Linked DNA regions of Mus musculus: all the other regions are linked to region 1. The links are chromatin loops, found by intact Hi-C in ENCODE. Cell type or tissue: left cerebral cortex. All regions are shown on one strand. Each heading gives the region's core, and the rest is flanking DNA. Links, peaks and the distances in the headings are about the cores only. Region 1 overlaps Bace2 (beta-site APP-cleaving enzyme 2). Region 2 has its middle 30 kb from the start of Bace2. Region 3 has its middle 44 kb from the start of Bace2.

Region 1 (6,444 bases), core at 535-5,534:
GAATGACCCTGTCTTTGAACCTAGAACTTCTCAGGGCAGCGTCCCTCACCCGTGCTTGTGTAGGTCTCACTATGTGGGCCCAATATCTACACAAACACAACACTGAAGAACATGTGAGGGAAAAGTGAGTGATACCTAGGACCAAAAGGAGGCCATCTGTGCTGCCCATCAGGACCTGGAAAAGTGGTGCCACTCACCCACTTCCATCTGCAGGGGAATTAACAGGCTTTTTAGACTTGTGCCACCTCAGCCTCAGGTCCTGGGTTGTGCCTGAGCTATATATTGGTGGAAGGAATGTGTCTGACAGAGCTATAGAGGGTTGGAGTGTCACCAGTGGAATTTCCCTGGCAAGAACTCAGGGCTGGGAGTGAGAGAGGCAGAGCCACAGCAAAGGTGTTGACAGGAACCTGCCCATTGGGTGCCAGGGACAGAAAGAGAGGTGAAGGAAGCTAAGGGCTGTTGGGAAGCAGCAAAGCCTGCATGCACTCCACTTTCCCAGGAATGTACTCAACAGAACCTCAGATGTGATCAAGTGGGAATGTAGACAGCTCATCTGTGCCCTGAGTTCTCTGAGCTCTAGGGATGGTTGGGATATATACTCTAGAGTCACTAGCAGATGGTGTTGGGGGATGACAGGTTATTCCCGAGATTGGGAGAAGCCAGGGCCAGGAGGCAACCCTAAGAAACAGGTGACACCTACATCCTGAATGCTAGGTGGGTGTTGTGTGTAACAATGGCACATGCTAGGTGCCATCACCTACCCTCTGAGGCACAAAGCCACCTGTTAATCCTCCCACACAGCCAGAGTAGACTTGTCAGGTTTCTATTGCTGGTGGTAGTGCATATTTGTCTTTTACAGAAGTGATGGATCACCAACAGGACCATAAGACCCTTTCTCTGATGAGCTAATCAGGATGGAGGATTCATCATCTTGCTGGATTTCACAGAACTAAGAGTGCCGGGGCCTCCACGGAACACTCAGTGTTCCAGTGAAATGCATGACCAGTTCCTATGTGTAAGGAAGAGTGAGTCCCAAAGAATGCCAGAGAGGACAGGCAAGTGCCTAGATGGTACAGGTCAGATCTAGAGGTCCCTGAAAATATGGCCGAGTCTCCCTAGGGGCTGCTGTATTCCAAACTCAGGTCAGTTTTAAAGTTGGAAGACACTTTCTGTAGGTGCCATTTTGATGGTGAATTCTATAGCCAAGGAGGTGTCACTGGGTTGAGCCACAGCTGGGATTTCATAGCTAGGTTGCCTGGAGCTTGGGAATCCTTTTATACACAGATCTAGAAACTAATCCTTCTATATTCTGCCTGAATGACATACACTGAGGGACAAATGCCGAGACATTATAGTTTCTTCCAGTGTGGATATAGCTCAAGTAGGAAGAAACCCAGGCCAAGAGAATGGGCTTCCCATGAGTCCTGTAGTAAAGGGGACCAATGCCCAGAGGCTCTGCTCTGTAAGGCAAAGGATGTACACTACTGGAACATACCTCACCCAAGGCTGACTATCTCCTGCCTTTCCTCCCTGATGCAGGTGCTAAATGAAATCATGAGATAATTTTAGACACAGCAAACAAATGTTGTAAGCTCCTGGCCTCTGTCTCGTGGTTTGCTTAAGTCACGAGATGCTGAGATGAACTCAGGGTATGAAACCCTCACCCCTCCACACACCTACCCAGCTGCATACAAAGGCTGGCTGTGGCTCGCTGGCTACTACACACCTGACACTCTACACTGGTTCCTGTGATTATTGTAAATCCCTTAAAGCTCAGAATGCAAAACCCGAAGGCGCTCACTCTACTCCTGCAGAGGACATACTTATATTTAAGCACTGGGCATATGCTCCTTATTCTAAGTAGGGTCTGATTTTTAGCAAGCATTCTAACTTTACAGCATGGAAAGACTGACTTGGCATTTTTTGGGGTGTAGCAGCTGTTGGCAAAGATAGGGATTTGTTCTGCTTTTAGCATGGCTGCTCTGGACCACTGCCTGACATTGGAAACCAACCCCTTGCTGGGTGCGCTTCCCATAGAGATCTAAGCTTCTGCAATTTGGGGACTAGCTAACTGAAGTCTCTCTTGGATCTAAATTTTTGCTGGTACCTGACATACAGCCATGGTTATCCACTTTTCTGTCAGTGACTGGGATTTGGCCAACTTGGTCTCTCACCTGCCCCTTGACAGCATCACCTGCAGGGTCTGGGCACAAAATGATCATGTTTGGTCATCTAGTGAAGACCTTGAGTAGACATGAGAAAGACAAGGGGGACCCACCTCTGTCTGGGCCCAGGGAGGTGTTAATACTGTTAAATTATCAGTTACAAAATCTGCCAATGTTGTTTGTATTTTAAGTACACCTATGATGTTCATTTTCCTGTAAATAAGCAAAAATGTTGGGACAGAGCAATTTGACTCCCTAGTTAGCAGTTGATCGACTCCTCCTTGCTGTTCTGCCTGTCTTAAGCAAAAGAATTATCAGCCTAGCAGCCAGCTGGACTGCCCAGCAGACTTTTTGTTGTGATAAGCCTGGGTGAACTCTAGATGATCCTGAAATTATGTCCAAGAAACAGTTCCCCTGGTAGTCTAGAAAAGGTATTGTGTGGACTGGTGCTACGAGGCAAGGAGATGATTGGTGCAAACAAATGGCTGCAGTTGATTCAGAGCAAATGCCTGCTAGTGGTCAAACAAATGCTGTGATTGGTCCAAACACCCCTTTGAGCTGTGGGAGCAGGCTGCTCAGGTTCATGCAGAGAACTGACAGAAGAGGGCAGCACCAGTGACGTGTCAGAGTAAGAGGAGCAGCGGCAGGCAGGGGGCTTTGCAGAGTGAGCAGAGTGCAGTGGGAAGCAGGGCAATGGGGTAGTGGGCAGTGGGTATCAGGGCAGCAGGCAGCAGGACAGGCTGAACAGTTGGCAGGCCAAACTGTGTAAGAATCTGATTGCTTGCACACTGGCTTCCCAAGTAGCCCTCATGAATCTTCCAGTCCAGCAGCTACGAAATAAAAGTCTCAATGGAAGAAGACATAGATGACAGAGGTGACAGTTAAAGGTGATAGATGGAAATATAGTCTCGACAGCCCCAAGATGGAACCAGGGGGGTCCTGGAGGGTTCCCTGATACCAGACAGAAGAAATTGGGTGGGGCTTAATTTTACTTGGTATACACTGAACATGGAGTATTCCCTGTTTGTTGGAATTCTGAAAATGATCCAATACTGGGGATCTGACCTAACTGACATTACTTCCTTGAGGAATCTAGAATATCATGGCACTGTGGGAAGTTGGTTAAAGTGGGAGGTACAGCCCAGCTTGGAGTGGGCACTGAGGGAGAGTCTAGAGCTCTATAGTGCCCTGGCCCTCTCCTATATTCCCTTTCTCTGTGTCCTGACTGGCCTGGCATGAGCTTTTCTGCTCTTCCCCAATTTCCCCACTGTGAAGGGCTGACACCACAGAAAACAAGAATACAAACCCTTCTGTGAGGTACCTGCCCCAGTCATGAACAAATAACTAAAAAATACACACCATTTGACATACAATGCTGCACAGACTGGTATTTTTTCATGTGTGTATATGGTATGAATGAATGAAAGTATATATGCATACATGTGTGTGCTCATGTATGCAGGTACAGTTGCAAATGTATATATGTGTGTTGTGATGGTTAATTTTACATCAACTTTATACAAATATAAACATATCTGAGAAGGACTCTTAATTGAGAAAATGGGAGAACCAAGCTCACTGTGGGTAGGACCACCCCTGGACAAGTGTTTCTGGGTGCTATAAGCAGGCTGAGTAAGACATAGGGAGCAAGTCAGCAAGCAGCACTTCTCCATGGCTTCTGCATCAGCTCCTACCTTCAGGTTCCTGCTGTGAGTTCCTGACTTGACTTCCCTTGGTGATGGACTATAAAGTTGCAAGCTGAAATAAACCTGTTCTTCTCCAAGTTTCTTTTGGCCATGCTGTTCTATCACAGCAACGGAAACCCTACCTAAGACGTGTGGAGGCCTGAAGTCAATGTGAATGATTCCCTCAATAGCTCCTCAGTTTATTGAGAAAGGCCTTTTGCTGAACCTGAAATTTCCATTCCAGTTTGTTGAGTTAGCCAACCTGCTCAGAGGAACCTGTCTCTGCCTCCCCAGTGCAGAATTGCTGGAAATGGAAGCCACTATGCTCATGTGTGCTTTGACATGGAACCTAGAGCTCTGAAGTCCAGTTCTCATGCTTGCATAGTAGGTGTTTTATCCACTGAGCCACCTCCTCCGTGCTGGACAGATGCCTTTGGTTTATACTACTGGTATACACTCCCTGGAATGTTGGGATGATGCTGTGAGAAACAGTAGGCAAGCCTCAAAGGCTATGCTGTTTTTGATGGCTAGTCTTGGCTGTCAGCTGTCAGTCAAAGTTAGTTTATTGTGAGTCCATCTAATAAATCATATATAGCCATTCTATCTGTTCTGCTTCTTTAGAGAACCCTGACTAACACACTACCCTCAGTTAGATATATTTATAGTTCAGGACACGGCCAGCAAACAAATGTTACTTTAGCCAACTGGTTTGTTTTCTATAAGGTGTTCAGATGCCATTCTAGGTTAAATGAAGAGCAATGAAGAAACAGATTTAGGGCTTGTTCTGCTTTAAAGGATACAAATGCAATCGTGCTTTCCTGTTACTTGAGCACACAGTTATGTGCTAGATAAGTTTTTCTACCATTAACAGCATGGAGGAAACAGTGGGGTTCCAAAATTGTAATGGTGTGTGTGTGTGTGTGTGTGTGTGTGTGTGTGTGTGTGTGTGTGTGTGATTCCTACTGTCTTGAAACGTCATGGCCCAGTGCTTTAATTGCAGGTCTGTCATGCTGCTGGTGTGAGCATGCCTGCTGTACTGACAGCTGTGTAAAAGCAGAGTGATAGCAGACACTATGCAACTGGCTTATGCATTGATATACCTCGCTTTCATGGCTATTTTGTGTACTTCTACTTATAAAGTTTACTACAAAGCCATAAGTTGTGCACACATATTATGTTTTTTATGTTTCATCTATTTTTAAGAGTTTATTAATTATTATTATTGTGGAATACACATGTGTAAACACATACAGAGGGACCACACATGTGGCATACTATTCAAACGGAGGACAACTGTGGAGTTGGTTCCCTCTTCTTCTTTACATGGGTTCTGGGTATCCAACTCACGATGTCAGACTTGAATGGCAAGCACCTTTACCCAGTGAGCCATCTTGTCCACCTTTCCATCTGATGATTGGCCCACATCACCCAGTTTTGTGTAAGTACATCTCATGATGCCCGAATAACAAGAGCATCACTTGGCAATGCTGTCCTCAGACCATATTGCTGTCATTAAGTAGCATATGATACAATCATACTGAAGATTTTTTTTTTACCTCAGATCAAAAAAAAAATTCTTGTGCCAACTCAACTATTAGTTAAAACACTGGGAGTATTGCACACTCAGAACCAAACCCTCTGAAGTTGACATGAAGGTATTGCAGACAGATTCACACCAAAATGTAACTTGATAAGTAAACTTCACAAGCAACAGTTTATAAAACAACCTGCTCTTTAAAAATCTTTAGAACACTGAGTAATAGTTCAGAGACTTACAACACATAGTTGTGCTCTAGAAAATTCCCATCTTGGGACTCACCAGAGATGTTCGTGCCACAGCTTCCACCACTGCATCAAACACCTTCTGGGGCAGGCGCAGGAGCGTGGTGCCACTGTCCACAATGGCCTTGTCTGCGTTATACTGAAACGAGGAAGGGAGAAGACACTGAGCAGTGCTGGGTTCCCCATCCATGTACCATGACCCCGTTTCTATCATGCAGCCACAGTATCTCAGTGGTGACTAAGTCTTGTTATATTCCAGAGCTCAGTCATCAGGGCCTCCATGAAAGTGTTTTACTCCATAGATAAGGAAACTGAGGCACAAGGAAAAATCAGGACCATAGCCCTTAGCTCCTAGGAAGAGCTTTTTACCTTCCTGGAGCTGCCCAAGTTGCTCTCCCCTCATGCTGGGCAGAGGGATGGGCCACTGGACTTTAGAAATTAAAATGACCCTTTTAAAAGCAACTTCAACAAACTGTTCAAAAATCTATTTTTTCTATTATATTATCAATAAAAAGAGAAGGATAATGCTTAATCGATACCCCCTATTTGCCTTTGGGAGGGAAATTTAATAACAACACACATATGATACATGATGTGTACTCCATTTCATTTGATACAAGTCTGTAGTCTTCAGTGATAGCTAATGGTCTATAACATTGTAGATTTGTGGGCTTTGGTCTCTATAGCACCTACCATAGACCAACATTGATTAGAGGTGTTTGTGATCATGAGAATTCAGGGCAGCATGGAGACATGTGAGAGTCAACAAGAGAGGAAGTGCTACAAGGGGTTATATAGTCACTGGTTGGTGA
Region 2 (6,444 bases), core at 930-5,929, 91 kb after region 1:
TGAGAACATGTCTGGGAAGATGGTTTAGTGGGGAGGAATACTTGCTGTGTAAGAACTAGGACCTGTATTCAAATATCCAGTGGCCATTCTGTGGCTTCAGTCCAGGTAGTGAGCAAGACAAAGAATAGCACCATTTCACTGCTTTAAGCCATAGTGAGGTGTCAGCTGCTGCAGTGAGCCAGAGTACTAGGTAGTGGGCGGGATGTCTTGTTCACCCCGTTTGCAGTGATCTTCTGGAGGAGGGATATTGGCCTTGTGTGGCCTTGTTCTCTATGGCTTAGCAGGTCTGAATCCCAGAGAACCCAGGGGCTCAGAGCCTAAAATCCAACACCTGCAGCTTCTGGGATGGCAGGTGTGGTGGACTTCAGGCCAGTACTAAAGGCAAAATAAGGAGCCCCAGGTGCTGGGTCAGAGATGCACTTAAGAGTGGACGACGAGTGAGCTACAGGAGCTGGTGGCAGAGCAGGGCACCTTGCTGCTCATTCTTGCTGAAGTTGAAAGGCTGGCTTCATGTCAGTTGTCTCTGAGCTCACAGAAGGAAGGTGTGATGAATCCTCCTGTCTCTGCCTCCTCTGCTCTGGGATTATAAAGGTAAGCTGTCAGGACTTTTTTCCCTAGATGGGTGCTGGGGATCCAGACTCAGGTTTTCATGCTTAAAGCAAGCACTTTAATCATTGAGCTATCTATCCAGCCCAGAGGGTTCATATTTTAATAAATAAAATAAATAAAATATATCCTCCTATTTTCTCTAACGGGCCTAGTGACTCACATGGGGAGGGTGCTGATGTTTGGGTCTTAGGTACTGAGAGGGGCAGTAGAGACTGAAGTCTGGTTAGCTCAGACTCTGGTTTCAGAGCAGCCCTCAGAAGTTTGCCCATCACTACAGACACAGAGGGGTCCCTTCGCTCTCTTCTGAAGTTTGCCCGATGATGGCCACTGCTTACTTTCCAGTGTTACTATTTAATGAATAATTTCAGCGCACACAATGGCCCCATAGTCAGTGGCAGTTAAAACAGCTGAGCTTTCCTAACTACATACATTGGTTTTTTTTTTTTCTTCTTTCCCCTGCAGGTGCTCTTTATAGCCTGTCAGACCATTGTTCATTGGTATTACTTCTAAGTCCCATAACTGTCAGAACCTGGCCTGTCACACTGGCAAGGTCATAGGAAGGCTTAGTCTCTCCCAATCCTGGAACATCTTCAGAAGCCACAAAATTCCTGACATTGACAGGTGGTTATGCTTGTGGCTGACCTACAGCATGTGGCTGTCTGTGATGCTTACAGCTGGGGAGAGATGTAAGTTGGATACTGGTGTTGGAAGAGGCTGGAGGGGAGGTAGGCTTTGCATGAGGGCAGAGGGTGGGCAGCCAGTCTTAGGGTTCATCAGGTCCTTTCCTGCTTCGTGTTGAAGTAGCACCGTTTAACCTTGGAAACACTCAGTGAAGCCCTTGCTGCTTTAGTAGGTGGCTAGACTCTCTGTCGAACTGTCAAGAGTACCTTTCTAGAAACATCAACTAGAACAATCATAGAGATACCAAGCCTGGTTTGCTACAAGGAACAAATGCTTGAAAAGGCTGGTGTGTGAAGTTCTGCATCATTCCACAGTGGGGTGCCTTAGCTGCTACTCTTCATTCCACCAAGGACTGTCCTATTTATCTTTTTCTGGGTTGTATGGTCAGATTCCCCGAAGGTTTGAAAAAGCCTCACATTTCACTTCTTAAGACGGAAGAGGCAGAGTTCACAGGCCATGGTGGGGAATGTTGTGAAGTGTGTATGCCTTATTCCAGGTAAAGAGCGACCTGGGTAGGGACATGAGTCCCTCTTTATCTAAAAATCAACCTTCCTGCTTTTTAAACAAGAAGAAAGAGCTTCCTGTTGTATTAAAGAGAGAAAAAGAAGCCATGCCTCTCCATTCTGGCAAGAAAGTTGGAGACAAATGCCTGCTCCACATGTTAAGAATTGTTAGTTGGGGTATTGGGGGCTTGGAGATGACTCAGCCATTAAGAGCACTTGCTGCTCTTGCAAGGTTAAGTTGCCAGCACCCCCATTGGCAGCTCACACCATTTGCAACTCCAGCTCCAAGTGAGCCAATGTCCCCTTCTGGTCTTTATAGGCAGCTACCTCCATGTGGCACACATACATACGTTCTCACAGAGGCATCTACGAGTAAAACATACAAATAAGTATTTAAAAGATTCTTAGTGGTCCAAGGGTAATGATGAAGCTCAGAGCAAGAATGTTAGCCCAACACACACAAAGCATTGGGTTGGACTTTCCCAGCATGGCGAAGCCAAGGAAACATCTTCCCCAAATAATTAACAAGGTTGAGAGTGCTTTATTTGCTGTAGGTTTCAGAATGCAACTACGTTTGGAAATGTCACAGTCATCATTAGTGAAGACGAGGCTCTCTGTAATATGGTGTGTGCCAGGTCCTCCTCTCTTCAGGTGGGGCAGTTCAAGTGTTTCTAAAAGTCACCATGGCCTGCAGCTGAGAGCCAAAGAAATATTGACATTATCCACAAAGTTAATGGGCCCAACAGTGGTGAACTTGAGCACATAGCTCAGAGGCTTCATATACACTGTGTGTGGGGTCCACTGCCAACTTCTGGCTTCTGAGTGCCCTGAGAAATTCATTTCCACATGAAAGGTGTTTTTGCCCACCCACCTAGTTTGTCACAGTCCTCGAACTGAAGCAGGAGGAAGGGAGAGAATGGCCTGAGATTCTTTAGAATATACAGGCCTCTCAGCATGGCAGTCTGGCGTGCAATGGCCAGCATGCATGAGCAAATGGGTGTTCAATAAGCAGAAGAACTTCCTTCTTGAGTGTCCCCTTCAGGTGAGGGGACAACTGAATAGAGGGGATTCTGAGAAGCCCTGGGAACAGAAATTTCTGGAGGTCCCCTATTACTTCTGGATGTCAGATAGGGCGTTCAGCTTTGCTCGTGACTTCTTAGGCTCTGGAGGGATGAAAAACAAGTCCCCTTACTCTGTGGCAGAGTTCCCATGCTGCGAAGCTCTGACAGAGAAGTCCTGGATTGACTGTGTGGCCTTGGGCACATAGGTTGACTTGTGCTTCAGGCTCCTTGTCTGTCAGAGGTTAGACAATAGTCTAGCCCTGGCAGGCTGTACAGAGTTTATACACACAAAGCATTTTCAGAAGGGTTCCAGAAAATGGTAAGCCCCGAAAACAACAGTTGTAAAATGTGCTATGGCTAAAAAAAATTTTTTGCATTGAAAGAGCTAAACAATATCCACTCGTCTTCCTGGGTCCCTGGGGCACATCCAGGAATTGTGTAGACCTTTGTTCTCAGAACCAAGGAGTTGATTGGGTTTACTTACAGTAAGAGCACAGGAAGAAATTACCAGAGTGTGGGTGCATCCCTTCCCAAAGGCCTCATTGGAAAGTCTTTACCCATTGGGAACTGGGGTTGGGGGGGGTCTTTTCCACAGCCACACAGATGGTTCTTCTAGTCTTTGCAGGCCTGCATCTTCTACCCCCACCCACTGCTCCTGCATCTGTAGTCAGGACCCAGGTGTACACATCAGGTGATAGCGAGCTGCTGGAGGTGAGGCACCATCCCAGTCCCTCCTCTTATGAGGGCATGTAAGCAGTCAAGAAGCCCAGCTGGGGTGATTGGAAGGAACACAGCTGAACTCCTGAAGATGGAAGACAGTCACCTATACCAGGGTGGCAGTCTGTCTGGCTGAAGACCACAAGGAACACCAGGGTCACTGTGTGGTAAAGAGTTATGTCGAGGGAGTAGTAGCAGGAAGGGCCACTAGGGGGTGTGTGGTCTGTCTCTCGTCCTCTGTCTCTTGTGTGGATGCCTTTGACTGCCAGGATGCCGCTCTGAGCAGCGGTTGAGGTGGCTGTTTTATGGGGATGCAGCCATGAGCCATTTGGCAAGAGGCTGTTTTGGAATTTGATCAGCTGAGTGGGCTGGATGAGGTCTGCTGTGCCTTCCCGTGATTTCTCAGCTTCACTCAACCCCGATAGAACAGTGTTCAGCTGGCAAGGCAAGCCAGCAGCTGCGCGGGGCTTTTCTTAAACTCCTCTCTGAGCCAACTTAAAAGACACCTCAAGAGTGGGTAGCCCCGCCTCTATTTTCTGGCTTGAGAGCTTTTGCATACAGATGCATTTCAAATCTTGTGCTAAAGATCGATCGGATGAAACCTGTAGGGACTGAGGAGTTTCTCACCCAGGTATGAGAGAGTGGGGCTGGGAAGATCAGTTGGTGAAGTCCTTGCTTCGGGAAAATGAGTTGGATCTACAGAACCCACATGAAAAGAAAAGACTAGGTATGGTGGTGTGTTCTCACCCCCAGCACTGAGGAGTCAGAGACAATGGAACACTGGGCCTCACTGGCCAGCCTACTAGATGAGCTCCAGGCCAGTGAGAGTCCTTGTATCAAAAATAAACCAAACCAAACCAAACCAAACCAAAAAATCCAAGGTGGGTGGCTCCTGAGGAGAAATTCTTGAGGCTTATTCTACCCTTCATCCTCACACACAGGTACACACACAAAGTGCTATAGTAGAGAGACAAGTGTTCAGGTGTTCAAAATGAGCACAGTGAGACGCAGTTTGGGCTCAATTTTGTGATAATAGGCAGACTCAGGTTATTAAAAAAACAATCCACGCTAATTAATGACAGTTACACACCGGCAATACAGTCTCCCCACCCCCAAGGCTACCCCCAAGAGTCTGTCCACCTAGTTCCCTGCAGTTTGCTGCCCCCTGCTATCTATCCCCTGTGGCTAGCCTGCCAAGACTGGCCGCCACTGGCTCTAATCCCTAGCGCCTTTAAATGAATACTCCAGAGGCTTGTAATTTATCAGCCAGATTTATAACAGTAAATCCTCAACCCCCAAAATGCCCACACAAAGAACTCAAAACTCAATTGAGATAAATACAAGTTATATGCCTAGATGAGACAAATATACCCTGTATTACTCTACTGTTCTTCTATGATATCCAGAGCAACCTGTGACTCTTTCAAGCCACATGGATCAGGTTCATCATCTTCCCCCATTTTCTCTCTATCTCCTCTCAGCTGTCCCTTTTCTCCCTCTCTAAAACTTTCAACCCTGCCTCCTTTTTCCATTGCCCAACCACAGGCTCTAGCCTTATATTTCACATGACCTCACTTGCGTACAGACAACAATGTACACTCTGGAGCTTTGGTCTATTGGTCCTTAGCTCACAAAGGCCAACCTTTCAGTCATCTGTTAGATTAGTTCAAATGCTTATCGGGGAGCAACTAGTCGGGCACTGGTTTAGGCCATGAGACTTTAGCAGCAGCAGCAGCAGCAGCATCAACAACAGCAGCAACAACAAAACAGAAAGCAAGTTCATGCAGACCCATCCTACTTGGACAGGGCTTAGCGAATAAGAAGGAGCCACATCCAGGGAGCCTGTAATCAGGACCTGGACAGGATGATGAATGGTTCCTAGGAATTTACCTCCACGGCAGACACTGCCTTCTGGGTTCTTTACAAAGCACCTGCCTCTGAGCAAACTCCTGGCTGTTTAGGCCTTCTTGAGAATTAGATATACCTAAGCTCAACTCCAGGTTCTGAGACACTGAGGGACACAGCAGTCTGTGATATTACAGAATGGCCAAATCTTAGGGATTTATGGAGGAGTTATTTTATACAGTTCTAGAAGCTGGGAAGTCCAAGGTGAAGAGTCTTCATGCTGGGCCATCTCATAATAGGTGGAAGAGTGAGAAACATGCCTGTCCATCAGATAGAGCATGTGAACTATCCAAGCCCAAGACTCCATTCCCAAAGCAACCAACTCACTAAGGAGCATTAATCTCTCACAAGGGCCCTGACCTCTCACCTCTCAAAGGCCCCACTTCCCAATTCTGTTTCGTTGGTGACTAAGTCCCCCACATATTCAGGGGACACGTTCTAGACATAGCAGAGAGCTTTGGATTCCCAGGTTTATATTCTCTCTCTCTCTCTCTCTCTCTCTCTCTCACAGTCTCGTTTCAGGACATGGTTTCAGTCATCAAGTCTGGAACCCAAGAACACTGTGCATGGAGCTACAGCCACTGTACTCTTTTTGGGAATTGTGACAGTAGTGAAAGGAGCTGTTGCTACCTCCTCAGATAGCCCCACACCCCCTTAGAGAGGCAGGGGTGAAGCAAGGAAACCCCGTGGCTTCCTTAGCCAACTTATATTAAGCCCATTCTATGTGGGATCTTGAGTCTCATGTTTGAGATCAGTATTCACCAACTGCCTGACCCATGGGCAGCACTGTGGTCCAGCTATCCCCACTGAAAGGATTCTGGTCAGCTCAAGTGTGGTGAGCATGGCTGTGGCAGGCCTTGTCCTCTCCCATCCCCTCTGCCTTGCTAAAATTAGATTATATTCCTAAAGCTAGCCCCAAGGTCTATTCCTTTATTTGACCACTTCCTCCCCATGAGGATGACCACCAA
Region 3 (6,444 bases), core at 416-5,415, 110 kb after region 1:
GACTAAGCATTCGAACAAACCTATAGGGGTCATTCTCCTCCAAACCACACCTACTTTACTTGGTCAGTATTCTCTCCTTGAAAGTGAGAGCCACCTCTGTAATTAGGAACGCAGACTATCTTATTCCCATCCTTCAACCCCCAACCTTCAGCCTCCACCCCTTCTAAAATTCCTCCTTTGGTCTTTCTTTTGTAAGATGTGTGAACACCCTAGCAGCAAGGTCATTCCAGACGTACTTCTAGGGACCAAGAAGAACTGATCGCTTATGGCTGCTGGGCACGTAAACCACAAGAATTTTCTGGGGGTCTTTGTCCTTGTCTCTAAGGCTTACTGGTGGCTGTTGGGTGTTGTTGACAATTCTTTGTTCAAAGCAGAACTCCACCCCAAGGTCTCACTTCAGACTCAGTCCTTGACTCTACCTATAGCCTCTCTGTGGGTATAAACAATCCCATGTTTCCCAAACAGGCAATTCAAGGCTTTCACATGATTGGCTAGTGGGTAGCAATGATGCAGTCACAGCTACAGGCTTTATGGGAGCTTCCAAATGAAGTGATAATTATCAGCTACAGAATCTCAAGGTTGGTTCCTGGAGAAAGCAGTTGGGTCTCCCCTCATCCCTGCGAAATAGCTGTGGAGCCAGATGCTCACATAACAGAGCATATACATGAGATTCAGACGACCATGTGCAAAGCCTAGGGAGACTGTGCAGCAGGGTGAAAGCTGATCTTTTAGGCAATAACTACAAAGCAGGAGAGTAAGAAATAGGAGTTTTTCCTGTGGATTCACACTGCTTTGGTGTCTACACCAGCTTTGTGGCCCTTCATGTGCTCAGATGGTGATGGAATGATTTTAATATTCTCATCTCTTCAACTTTTAAATGCCTCCTCAGGTTTTATTAAGGGCACCATGTAGGAACACATATTAATTTGGTGCTTGCCCTAGCAACCAGATGCAGGTCAGGTTCAAGGGGATATGTTTAGCTACAGAGGAAAGCAAACAGCTCTTTCTAAGATCATCATCTTAGCTTGATGGGTGATAATTCCATGTTAGCATTTAAAATCATTTCCTTTAGTTTTAAATGTTTGGTCCACTCCTCCCACTTTAAGAGGTCAAGAATGAAATGGAAAATAGAATGTATTTGCTCTTTTAAGTGTTTTATTATTTTTTAAAGCTTTTTATTGGTTCCTTGTGAGTTTCACATCACGCATCCCAATCCCAGTCATCTCCCCCTCCCCTTGTGTCCACTCTCCACCCTTGCAGAAAAAAAAAATCTTGTGGAAGCTACAGTGTGTTATAGTGTGTCCCACATCACACCCTTTTTGTCCACATTTCTTTGTTTCCAAATGTTCATTGAATGACTTGTTGGTCTGGTTCAAGGCCTCTGGCTTCTGCCACTCTACTGATACTAGAAGCTCGCTGGGACTCCTCTCAGATAGTCTGCTGTTGTCCTGTGTCATGGAGATACAGGAGTTTAGGCCCCTTCATGAACTCCAGCAGTTCATCAAGGGGTAGATGTTGGGGTGGACCAATTCAAAGTCTTAGATTTGGGCCTGAGAGGTATCTGAGCTGGTCAGCTCACTGCCTCTCTCACTCTCACAACCTTGAGGCCATCTCTGCCACCAGGGTCAGCTCTACTCTGCTGTCCAGGTGAGGTGCAGGGCCTGCTCTTCTGAGTGTTGCAGCTGTGAGGGACATGGACAGTTCTTCCACTCTCATGACCGTGGGGCCAGCTCTCCTGCCTGCCATAGATGGCAAGGGACAAGGAAGGGAAGGGGAGAGGAGGGAGCTTGCTCTCCCAAGTGACTCAGCAGGTGATGGGAAGGGCCCGTTCTGCTCTCATGACCTGGTCAGGGTCAACTTTCCCACCTGCTGCCAGTTGTGAGGGCAAAATGGAGGGTGGGGATCTCTCTCTTGCCAATGTCATGACACAGCAGACAAGAGGCAGGGCCTGCTCTCCTGAAACCTCCACAACCAGGGCCAGCTTTACTGTGCTGCAGCAAATGAGGGCAGGGCTCTGATCTCTCCTGCTCTGGTGACCTCAGGGCCAGCTCCTAGCCTGCTGTAGGTGGCAAGGGGGAAAGGGGGACATCTCTCCCTCTCCCATGTCACCACATAGCAGACAAGAGGCTGGGCCAACTCTTCCACATTCATACTCTCCGGGGGATTGGCTCACCCACAATGTCAGATCTGCTCTCCTAAGTACTGCAGCTGGATAGGGGCGGAGTTTTCTCTCCTGCTAACATCTCCCCAGGGCCAGCTCTCCCACAATGTCCAGGCGAGGGTACGCCAGTTCTGCACAGCCCTCAGACATCAACATGTACCAGGAGAGTAGCCCTCGGGGGGCATCCACGTGGCCTTTTTGTAGTAACAGATCCCTACTTCTGCAGGGCCACAGACTCAGACGTGGCCCCTGGTGGCAGCAAAAGACAGGACCCCATCATGGACCTAGGAGGCATCCCTGGCTACTCACATCAGGCTTTCTTCACGACTCTTTGAGTCTCTAGTTCTGCCTCTTTTCATTGTGTCCCCCCACCCAACCCCCTACCTCTCTTCACCCCCACCCCACATTCTTCTGTCTCTCCAGCAGGCAGCTTCCTGGCAGAGACCGAGTATTCCTTCATGGCCATCTAGTGCCCTCTACTGGGGAAGCTTCGCATTGCATCCTCTGAAAAGGAAGCTCATTGCTGAACCAAAATCTATGTCCAGTATGGCCAGAAGAAAAAAGATTGTTAGTCTATCTCCAAGTGCTTGTTGTGCTTGGCGGTCAGTGAGTATGCATAATCAGAGCTGAATGCCCACAGTTCCCTCCTCCGTGTCCCTGTGCTTTCCAGGAAGGAACACTAACCAGTCACTCTTCCTCCTCTGTCACCTGTTTTCCACCTTGTGTGAGAACCCCAGTCTTGAAGCCAATGAGTCGGTCCTTTGGTTCCACCCTTGGATGTCCCCAAGTGCCTGTCCCCAAGAAAAGCCTGTGATTGCAAAGTCTCTCTTCTCTTCCCTCCCTACACTCCCATGGAATCTCTTTTAATAAGTGTTCACTTCTCAAGCAGCTGCTACAGAGAAGGCTGAAGCCAATGTCCTGCTCAGTATTAACCAGTGGGAGGTGGTACAAGGTGCCACTTAAGGAAGGAGTGCTTATAAAAGGGAATCTCGTGGTGTTAACTGTGACATCAACTGCTAGAAGCTGGAAGAGGGGATCTGTGAGGAAGAATGGGTGACTTCTAGTCCACTGGTGGCTAGGTTAGTTGAAAGCAAACAGCAGTTGCTTTCCTACACCCCCCCCCCCGTGTGTGTGTGTGTGTGTGTGTGTGTGTGTGTGTGTGTGTGTAGAGAGAGAGAGAGAGAGAGATTCACAGAGCACTTACATGTTGATGGCACAAAAACCAAATCTGATTCATGCAGCAGACAATTATTCAGCTATAAAAAGACCGTCCCAGTACATACTCCAACATTGCATGCATGAAAAACAGTGCATGTTACCACTTACACATAGACCATAGGTTAGAGGGTTAACAGACAGAAGGTAGAATGGTAGTGGTGACTGAATGAAAAGCGAGGCCTTGGCTGCTCCACAGTGTGGTTGGGGAGAAGATTTACTGTAGACATGAGAGAGAACATAGCCAGAGGCATCTGGAAAGGTCCTGGCTGAACAGGGCCAGTAGACTGAACCAGGCCATGGGAGAAGGGGATGGGAGAGCAAGAGAGGAAATGAGAAAGAGGAGAGGAGAGGGGAGGGAAGGGGAGGGGAGGGGAGGGGAGGGGAGGTGGGCAGGAGGGATCTCAGGACTGAGAGCATGAGAGAGACCAAAAGGCTGCATAGCCAAAATGGCTGAAGTTGTATAGGAATCAGAGACACTGCAGGGAGGAATGAAGCTCAGGAGCTGGAGGAGACAGGCTCAAGGCAAGGTGAGAAGTGCCTAGAGGAGCCAGGACTCTGCAACAAGGACTGGTGGTGCCAGGAGAGACTAGTCACCAGCCTCCACTTTGATATGTTAAATAGGTGCAGCTCAGCCTCTGTCCCTGTTTCTTTGAGACCTCACAAAGATGGTGTCCCCTGAGGCAAGCAGTCAATGTCTGGTAGAGACAGAGTGTCTGCTGGAGAAAATGGAAAATTCTAAGGTGGATGCTGGAGGTAGTTTATACAGTGTCAATGTGACACTAACTTCAGCCTAAAAGTTGTCAGGACATATAATTTAATGTTCTTGGAATAAAATCAACCTGGGAAGGTCATGTGCTGAGGTTACAATTTGTATGTGAGCTTCCTTAGTGCCTCTGCCTGCGGGACAGTTGGACAGGGTCTGAGGAACCGCCTGCGGAGAGAATGAGGGGTGAGGAACACAAGGACGGACAGCAAGTCTGATTGATCAAGCTGTCAAATTTTTATTTTTCCCAGGCAGGTTTTATGCCCACAGAAGCAGGGTATGGGGAGGGAGATGACGCAGAATCGCTCTTTGTTTCTGGGAGAACTCACCTGTTCCCAAAAGCAGGATATTGGCTAGGTAAAAAGTTCAGCAGGAGGAACAGAACAGAATGGGTTGCTAGGTACCTGTGCATAAGATCTATAGCTATTTGTTCTTAACTGAGGGTAGTATTTTCCCACGGAGGCCTCAACTTTCCCCACAAAAATCTCAACTAAGCTAATACTTTTCCACTAAGGCCAAAACTTTATAAGTAAGCACTTATGGCTGACAACGCAGTTAACATTCAAACAGGGTCAGTGGCTCCCAACACCTTAGGAAGAAGAACAACAGGGGAGGGGGGCATCTCACATGTTTATTTCCCAGCCTGAAGGTTAGCTGTTTGTTTTTTTGTTATCTTGTTTTGTTTATTTCTTTTCAATTTTACATAAACAACTACGGTTATTTAGAAAGGGAAACCTCAAAAATGCCTCCATAAGTTTTGTCTGTAGGCAAGGGTATGGGACATATTCTCCATTAATGATTGGTGTGGGAGGCCCTGGCTGACTCTGGGCAGTGTCACCCTGGGCAGATGGTTCTGGACTAGATAAGAAAGCAGGCAGAGAGGGTGAGTCATGAAGAACAAGCCAGTAAGTGCCCCTCATCCCTGACCTCATTTTCACCTCCTCCCTCCAGGTTCCTGTTTGACTTCCTGCCCTGGCTTCCTTTGATAGAATAAAGGCTGTAAGATGCAATAAACCCTTTCTTCCCCAAGTCGTTTTTGATCACTGTATTGTTGTAGCCATAAAAGGATAACAATCAGGTCCTGTTCACAGGTCACTTTGGCCCCAAAGGACTCCAGGCTCTATGGCATGTCTAGCTCAGCTCTGGGGAGTAAGGCTGAGAGTAGAATTTAAAGACCCACTGAGATAGATTCACAAGGAAGGTTAAAGATATCCAATTGCTGGGGTCTTTTGAATGTTAGGCCCAATTCTCTCTGACCAGGCAGGCTTCTTAGATGACCCGCTCTCAGGACCCTCATCTGTGTGTGTGTAAGTGTACGTGTATATGTGTGTGTTTATGTGTCTCTCTGTGTGTATGTGTGAGTGTGTGTGCATGTGGTAGGGGGCACTCAGTACTTACCTCAGAGCTTCTCTGACTAGAGAAAGAGTGTAGAGGGAAAGGTCACCCCCTGCCCCCTCCCCCACATCCTTCCTGTTCATGTAAACCAGAGTGCCTTGAACTTACCTCCCTGCCTTTGCTATCCTTTCAAGTGTGGGAATGTGGCAATTGCATGGAGGCCCCAGGCTCCTAGAAAATCTTCCCTGGGGGATACAGGGCCAATAAGTCACCTCTTTCATATGGAGGGCATCATAGCTTGTGGTTTTGGCTGCAAAAGGAAGCATGAATGGGGTGAAGGGTAGCTTGTGCTAGACTTTGCCTTAATTAGCGAAAAGCCTTGTGACCATTTTGGGGTGTGTGTGTGTGTGTGTGTGTGTGTGTGTGTGTGTGTGTGTGTGATGAATTCAGGTAGGTGTTTACTTCCTCCTCCAGGACCACTGTAAGGTCATGCCTACAGAGCTCCTAGTGTTAATCCTGGGAGTCTCAAGAGAGAAAACCAAACAAAACAGTTCTACAATTTTGAGCCAAACTGGAAGCAAGTTTTAACTAAATACTGACCAGGATGGATTTTGGTCAGGACCACTCTCTGGAATTCCCAGGGAGAAACCATAAGACATGTGTTGTAGTAGCATTTTAAAAACAAAACCATGCAGTCACTGTGTTTTCCCATGTGGCCATTGATTTAGTTAGGGTGTTACTGCTGTGAACAGACACCATAACCAAGGAAAGTCTTATAGAGGACAAAATTTAATTAAGGCTGGTTTACAGGTCCAGAGGTTCAGTCCATTATCGTCAAGGTGGGAGCAGGGCAGTGTCTAGGCAGGCATGGTGCAGGAGGAAATGAGAGTTCTACATCTTCATCTGAAGGCAGCTAGCAGATCCTGGCTTCCAGGCAGCAAGGATGAAGGTCTTAAAGCCCATACTC

What was found. Peaks named below come from ENCODE experiments on the same cell type or tissue, not always from the same donor. Only the 100,000 strongest peaks of a DNase experiment are listed, where the experiment ranks them.
Region 2: a loop joins it to region 1, with 2.3 times the contacts of the local background. A loop is called at or near these places in 12 of 42 quality-filtered maps.
Region 3: a loop joins it to region 1, with 4 times the contacts of the local background. A loop is called at or near these places in 12 of 42 quality-filtered maps.

What each region holds. Positions count from the first base shown.
Region 1 is chr16:97,414,406-97,420,849 of GRCm38, reverse strand. It overlaps Bace2 (beta-site APP-cleaving enzyme 2), which reads right to left. Exons shown (of 9, transcript NM_019517.5): 6 at 5,670-5,771. Among named protein-coding and RNA genes, the nearest start is that of Bace2, 61 kb to the right of the region's middle. In left cerebral cortex, for the core only: a CTCF peak has its summit at 2,767 (motif pointing right); DNase peaks (open chromatin) are centred at 1,925 and 2,754; H3K27ac peaks cover 945 bases.
Region 2 is chr16:97,323,604-97,330,047 of GRCm38, reverse strand. No RefSeq gene overlaps it. Among named protein-coding and RNA genes, the nearest start is that of Bace2, 30 kb to the left of the region's middle. In left cerebral cortex, for the core only: a CTCF peak has its summit at 3,779; a DNase peak (open chromatin) is centred at 3,942.
Region 3 is chr16:97,309,245-97,315,688 of GRCm38, reverse strand. No RefSeq gene overlaps it. Among named protein-coding and RNA genes, the nearest start is that of Bace2, 44 kb to the left of the region's middle. In left cerebral cortex, for the core only: CTCF peaks have their summits at 2,442 and 2,647 (motif pointing left); DNase peaks (open chromatin) are centred at 2,375 and 2,640.